Regions from separate parts of the Homo sapiens genome. Here region 2 is linked to region 1. A link is a contact called in ENCODE Hi-C data. All regions are on one chromosome and are shown on one strand. Each heading gives the region's core, a stretch centred on a gene start or an enhancer-like site at or near the end of the contact. The rest is flanking DNA. Distances are from core to core; before and after follow the strand shown. Region 1 overlaps FYB1 (FYN binding protein 1). Region 2 holds the start of HMGCS1 (3-hydroxy-3-methylglutaryl-CoA synthase 1).

What was found. Hi-C counts contacts between places; a loop is a spot of excess contacts on that map. Pooled maps may share reads with other maps.
Region 2: a loop to region 1 is called in a pooled map, with 5 times the contacts of the local background. The contact joins the promoter of HMGCS1 here to the enhancer-like site in region 1. A Hi-C loop is called at or near these places in 8 of 50 pooled maps.

The regions. Positions count from the first base shown.
Region 1 is chr5:39,201,846-39,204,951 of GRCh38, forward strand. FYB1 (FYN binding protein 1) reads right to left here. Exons shown (of 19, transcript NM_001465.6): 2 at 1-1,142. The coding sequence starts at 1,115. Among named protein-coding and RNA genes, the nearest start is that of FYB1, 16 kb to the right of the region's middle. Within about 2 kb of position 1,251, at least 5 of the 41 ENCODE cell types and tissues checked have a DNase peak (open chromatin) inside an H3K27ac peak, as active enhancers do.
Region 2 is chr5:43,311,611-43,315,080 of GRCh38, forward strand. It overlaps HMGCS1 (3-hydroxy-3-methylglutaryl-CoA synthase 1), which reads right to left and starts at 1,802. Exons shown (of 11, transcript NM_001098272.3): 1 at 1,746-1,802. RefSeq lists enhancers at 1,572-1,711, 1,962-2,191, 2,198-2,714, 2,715-3,229, 3,324-3,470.

The DNA of each region.
Region 1 (3,106 bases), core at 1-2,500:
TGGAATTTCGTCAGGTCAACATTTGGTGGTCTGTTGGGTTTTGGTGGAGGTGGACCCAAGGTAAACAAGGGAGGCAATGGCTTCTGTTTCGGGGTGGCTGAATTCTTGTCTCCCTTTTCCTTTTCCTGACTTTGGCCCCATGGCCCCCCCACTGTCAGCTTAGAAGGGGCCTTAGGGAACCTGGCAGGAGGAGTCCCTGAGGCCAACTCTTCCTGATTTATTTTGCTCTGGAAGGTGTTCTTAGCAGCATCTATCTTCCTATCTTCCTTTTTTTCTTCACCATTTTTGGAGAGACCTGGGCCTCCCCTGCTCGCAGCAGGTTTCAAAACCACTCCAGGAAAGGGCAAACTTGAAATCTCCCCTGCATGGTCTTTATTTTCTGAGTCTTCCCTTGCTGGTTTTAAAGGGCCGCTTTTGGACCTGACTCCCAGGGGAGCTGGGGACCCTTTTGATGAAGACACATTCTTCATGGGGCTTTCGTCTTCATGGGAGTTCTCGGTACTTAGGGGCGGCTTCTGGCCAAAGGCGGGTTTGGGGAAGAGGGGCTTGGGTTCAAGATCTTGTGATGCTGACATAAATTTCCCTTTAACCCCAGTCAATTTGGGAAACGCTTGCTTCTGTTCATTTTCTGAGGTTGGAGGAGTAGGCCCAGATTTCGGGCCTAGTGGCTTTAAGTCATGGTCTTGGTTTACACTGTGAAGAGATGGCTTGTTTCCAGGAGGCCAGGGAAATGTAGGTTTGGAATCTTCTTTGGGCAAGTTGATGGGCTTGGGGCCTACAGGTTTCAGAAATCCCACTTTCGCCTCGGGGTCTCTGGTGGTCAAGCTGGCTGGTGTTCCGAATCTTTGGCCTGCTCCAGTGGGCTTTAGAAACGGGGGCTTGGGTTCCTTGTCAGGCTTTTCCTCAGAAGAAGGTTTGACTGCCACAGGTGGCTTTGGGGACCCAAACTTAGGTACATTGCTGGGTCCTGCAGGAGGGCTGGCATTTCCTTGGTTGTTGAATAAGTTCTTTCTTGCTTGTATTCCTGAAGATGAGTTTGGCCCTGTGACTCTGAAGGGTCGGCTATTGACTGAGACATCCTCTGTCGGGTTGCCCCCCGTGTTATATTTCGCCATGAGGGACTTTACATCTGCCTTTCCATCCTACAAACATAGGGAACAAAAAATAGCTGAGAGACAAAAGTCTTACTTGCACAGTTTAAAATACTATACCTTACAGAGCTTCCTGGTTTGAGGCCTGCAGCGTTGCTGATTGGTTAGCAAGATATTGTAACATTTATCTTCCTCTCTGGCAAAATAAGTTGCGAGAGTTTCTTGAAAGAGGAAGGCTATGGTTGTGCATATACTTTTTCTTTTGCTTATCTCGGACTGACTTGCTTATTTTTACTTAAGGAACAAATCCTTTCTTTATTCTCACTGTTTCTCTAGCTATCTTGTTGGATTTACTCTAACTTGGTATTATTTATTTTTAAAGTTTCACTTGAAAAAATATGGAAGTGACTAAAAAAAGATTTCTTCCATATTTTATAATTGAAACTCTTAAGTAGAAACTACCTTTAAAAAATGAAAGTAAGTTCTTCTGTAAATTGAGGCTGTGTGCTTCATACAGCATGGCCATGTTTAACATACATCTCTGTGGTTTGCAAGAGTATTTTTTTTTGCTTCTATCCACATTGAAGTTCTGTTTGTTAACAGGGAGATGTGGCAGAAAAACCTTGCTCATTTTTATAAGTAAGTAATAAAATGACTTCTTCTCCTTATTTGTAATTATTTAGCACTAAAGATTCACCTGTATCCATACTAGCAGGCGATTGTACTCACTTTCAGAATTGTTCTGTTTAGAGGTTATGGTCTGGAGGCACAAGGGGGAAGATAAGGAAGAGGTAATAGGGACAGGCTGTCAGTCTTATTTCCAGACCTTTCTTTCCACAGTCATCCCTTTTTCTCAGAGGTGCTTTTACTGAGTCTCCCCTGCTTGTCTAGAATTTAGGTATTACTTAGCAAAGATAATAGGCATTCATTTTTCTCTGTGAATGTAATCCCATTTTACCTGGGAAAGTTAATGGTGTGTTTGCTCTTTGTCTCAAAAGCAAGGAGTTTAAATTTTTAGTTCTTTTAGAAATATTTCAAAATTGGAGGCTTCAAAAAAATCACTGAAGTTAACCAATGTGGCCATGACAATTTCCCTTTTCATGCTTTAAAGTTCACCCATAACATGCTTTCCTACCTCTCATCCCCCACCTTTCATTGCCCCATACCCAGGCACATTTCATCTTTCAAGGTGCAAAACCAGGTCCCTCCAGCTGGAAAGGTTGCTCCCACCTCCTGACTCATGCACACTTCAGGTGCTTCTATAAGCCCCTATGCTATTTCCTCTTAGAGTGATGAGAACTACCATTTAGTGGGGGGTAAATACATGTGCTTTGTTCTATATCATCCCGTCTCATTCTTACAGTAGTTCTAAAAGAATGACATTATTTAACCCCATTTCACAAGAAAGGAAAATGAGGCTGGAACTGCAGGAGGATGGCATGGCCAGACATGAGAACTGGGTTTAAATCCTAGCCAGAATTGTCATGTGCTTTAAACATGGAATTTGTAAAATGCCTGTCTGGTGTACAATATGGGTTCAATATATGGAAATTATTATTAGAACTGTTATGTAGCAACTCCAGGCCTTGAACATGCTACCTAACAGTTGTAGGAACTGTGAGCACAGGCAGGCAAACTCAGGTGTATCTGGGGCTCTGAAGTCCAGAAAATGTCTCATTTCTTTTTGTATCCCTGCATCACCTAGACCAGGGCCTGGCTCCCTCAGGATTCTAATATATGCTTGGAGAATGAGGGCAGGCACTGAGATTAATACTGTGCATAGTGATTTTACAAGAAATGGTGCCCTCAGCAAGAGTTTCTGTCCATACCAAACTGTAGCAGGGTAGGAGGCTAGGGATTTAGGCAGGAACAGAAAAGCTAACACAGAGCAGCAAATTCCAACTTGAATTTTGTAACTTTAATTTACCTCCCTTATCTGAGTTGTTGGAAACTGCTTGTTTTCTACCTTTCCTCCCTTTGCCACTTTTCTACCACCCCTGACTTCCTCAAATCCT
Region 2 (3,470 bases), core at 552-3,051, 4.1 Mb after region 1:
CAGGAAACTGATGTTACAACAATATCGGGTTTTTGCGTTTATTTCTTCTGAGAAAAGCTATCTAAAATCTAAGTCAAAATCTCAAAATCAATCCACAGTTAAAAGAAACAAGATGTAAAAGCAATCTGGAGGGATATTTAAGATGAAAAACAAAATTAAAACAAGGCCCAAATGATGTGGCCTATGGCTCCAAACATAAAATATCCTTTTACACTCCCTCCCCACAGCGTAAGTCAGACCTTCTGAGTGCTGGGGTTACTGATGATTATACTAGAATTGAGCTGAACTAAAGTAGAACCGAATAAAGGGCAAACTTACAAACTTAGGTGAGAAATATCTACAAAGGTAGACACAAAGAAAGCCTTTCTCTCTTCCCATAAGGTATGCTATCCCTGCCCCCTTCTTCACACAAAAATAACTGCAATTTTAAAATAAAGTTTAAAGAACACAAGCTGCTTAGGTGTCTCAAGTGCAAAGAACTACTGACACGGATAATGTTAACGACTTTCAACTGCCTCTCATCTAATAGTATCTGTGCAATAAAGTCCAAAACACATCTCAGAAGGAAAAATCTGTTAACTCTAGGAGCACTTCCATTTGTCTTAATTTTGTTGTTTATCTTGTCATTGTTTTTCATATTCATGCCTAAAACAGAGCAAATGTTAGTTAGCAGCAACCAGAACACATCATCCTACTGCAGCAGGTGGCAAGAGCATCCTCGGGAAGGTGGGGAGCTGCAGCAGAGGTGAGCAGTGAAAGCAGCTACTGATGCCTTAAGGCTAAGGCCATAGGGACAAGCATGACAAACAGGCACAACCTCACATTATTTGTTCCCCAAATCCCTCCTCCAGAGTGGATCAGAATAATCGTTTCTCTACCACTGGTCAAGGCCAGACGTGGGTTTTCAAAGACTCCATATACTTGCTTTGAAATATCCTTAGCTTAATCCAAAACCTATTTGTGGGAGGACTCTGTGAGTGCCTGCCCATTACACTGTATCACCTAAAGCTGGTCCCGAAGGTATTAGTAGGAGAGAGATGTGGGATTTCAGAACACCAAGGAAGCCTATTTTTTAAAACGTAGACAAAAAAAAATATGGAGGCAGGAAGGCGGGAGGCAGTGATCTATGAGATTTGAAGCAAGTACAGACTGAGCCCCAGTACTTAGCCAGGTCTAAATCACGGTTGTGAACGCTTTCTTGCACCTGAGCTGAGGAAGAAAAGTAATGCTACCCACTTCCCTTCTTTCCATCAACTCTATATGTGGCAGCAGGACACACCCCCTGCGAACCTACCAGCCTCCGTCTAAAGAGGATCTTGCCCATCCTTTGGCGTCCACCCTTAACCAACGCTCTGGAAACGCCTTGGTAGCCCAACTGTCTTCTCTCCCCCTCCTGACACCCCCCACTCACCTCTAGGCGGTCACAGCTGCCTCTCTGGCACCTCCAACTCCTCTGTCGTTAGAATACCTAGACCTCAACGCCCTCTCGCGTTCTCCCCTCCGCGACTCGCCTGTGTTCTCGGATCTTCTCAGATCCGCTACGGTCGGCCTCAGGTCCCTCACGAGGGAACCCCCGCCCGGCCCCGCTCACGGTGCCCCATCCTCCCGGGCAAAGTCCACGCCTACGTCCTGACCCAGAGCCCCAGCTCCTTCGGGCCTAGTCAAGGACACCGCCTCTGTCTGGCCCACACCCCGCCCGCGGCACCTCCGCAGCCCAGTTCTACTCCCCAGCGCGGGACACTCACCAAGCGTGACCGAGCGGCAGCAGAGGAAAGGGAGTGAGCCACGAAAGGACAGTCCGCGGCGCCTCCCCTTCGCCACCAGCTTTATAGCCGCCAACCCACCCGACTCCGGCACCGCCGAGAGTCGCTGGGAGGCGGGACGGTGGCTCCCACAGCCAATCGCGGCCGGTAGAGTTGCCCGGCAGCGCCCGCCCCCCAGTCCGGCTTCTACCAATCAAAAGGAAACTAGAGGCGATGACTCGCTAGGATTTTCCCTCGTGGCTGGAAGGGCGGGGAGAAGAGGCGGGGACAAAGTCTCAGGGCCGAGGAAGTGGTGTGAGAGACTGACGTGAGGTGGCACGAGAGCCCAGTTGCCAATGACGGAGCTGCGAGATACGGCGAGAGCCAACGGGAGCGGAGTGAGAGGTTCTCCGACCAATTGGGACTAAGTGAGAGGAGATGCGGGCCAATGGGTACTCCGCGTCCCACCGCTGGAGAGATGGTCAAATGTGGGAGGCGAGGTGGTCCCAGCTTGGGAGTCTGTCAGGTTGCCTAGCAACCAGAACTAGGCTTCACCTGAAAGATTTCTGAAATACTGTACTTGATTTGAATTCAGTCTTAACGTTTTCTAGCAAAGTGTGCGTAGATTGCAAATTGGAGCAGAATACTTCACCCAGAACTTGTATATGTGTAAATAGTCTAAATACCCGATTTGTAAATACTCAAATATTGTCTCCTTTATTCAAAACTACCTTGACTTAAAGAAAACAGAACAAACAAAAGTGCTCTTGAGACAAAGCTTTCTAACTAAACCTAAAACAAAATGGTTTCAGGATTAGGCATCCGTGGGGAGGGTGCAGAGCCTTGCCTGTGAAGGGAAGTTGATACTGAATTCAAGGATTTTTGCCAGGCCATGCACTCTGAGGAAAGGGACTCCATTTGGCCTGTTGCCCACTGTATCTTCTAAGCTTCATATGTGGTACCTGCCAAGTAAAAGGCTGTGGAAAGGCCACGTAATTGTCGGCATAGTAAATCCATCGGATACGGACTGCCTAACTCCCCCAGCAAATAGAGAGGAGCAATTCAAGCTAGAGGAATTCACTGAAACACTATTTGGGGGAATCCAAAGGAGGACACTTGTGGCTTTGCAATAAACTCTGCCTCTATCTGGTCAGAGAGAGAAGCCATAATACTTAGCTTTGGTGGGGGACCATGAGTGAGGTTCGGAGTTGTTTGTATCTCTCCCCATCTCAATTTAATTAACAGGAATGCTATTGATAAGGGGTCATTGGTAATTCTGTGATTCACACAATTATTGTTATGGGAGATTCTTTTAACCACTATAGATGCTAACCTAGTAAGACACATTCTCAGCAGCAAAGTGGCAAAATATATTGGAAATGGAACCACTGTGAAGTGGTGGCATAAATGACTTGGGGGAAGAGGACCACTCAGTAATGATTTCCATTCCACAGTATTGCCCATGACTCACTTCATATGTATGTAAAGTAACTAGATAGTAAACAGAGAGAGAGACATTGCCTGATTATGATCAACAGCAATTTGGGGTGGGGTAGGAGATTAAAATTCTTGGCATATTGGAATATGCTGAAAGGCAGTAAGGACAAACACAAGAAAGAAGATACAGTTTTGTCGTTAGGAATCGCAAATAATTCCAACTCCAGGAGTACATAATGGGAAATGATTAGCCAGACGGTCATGAGAATGACCATCTTACACAACCGGAAA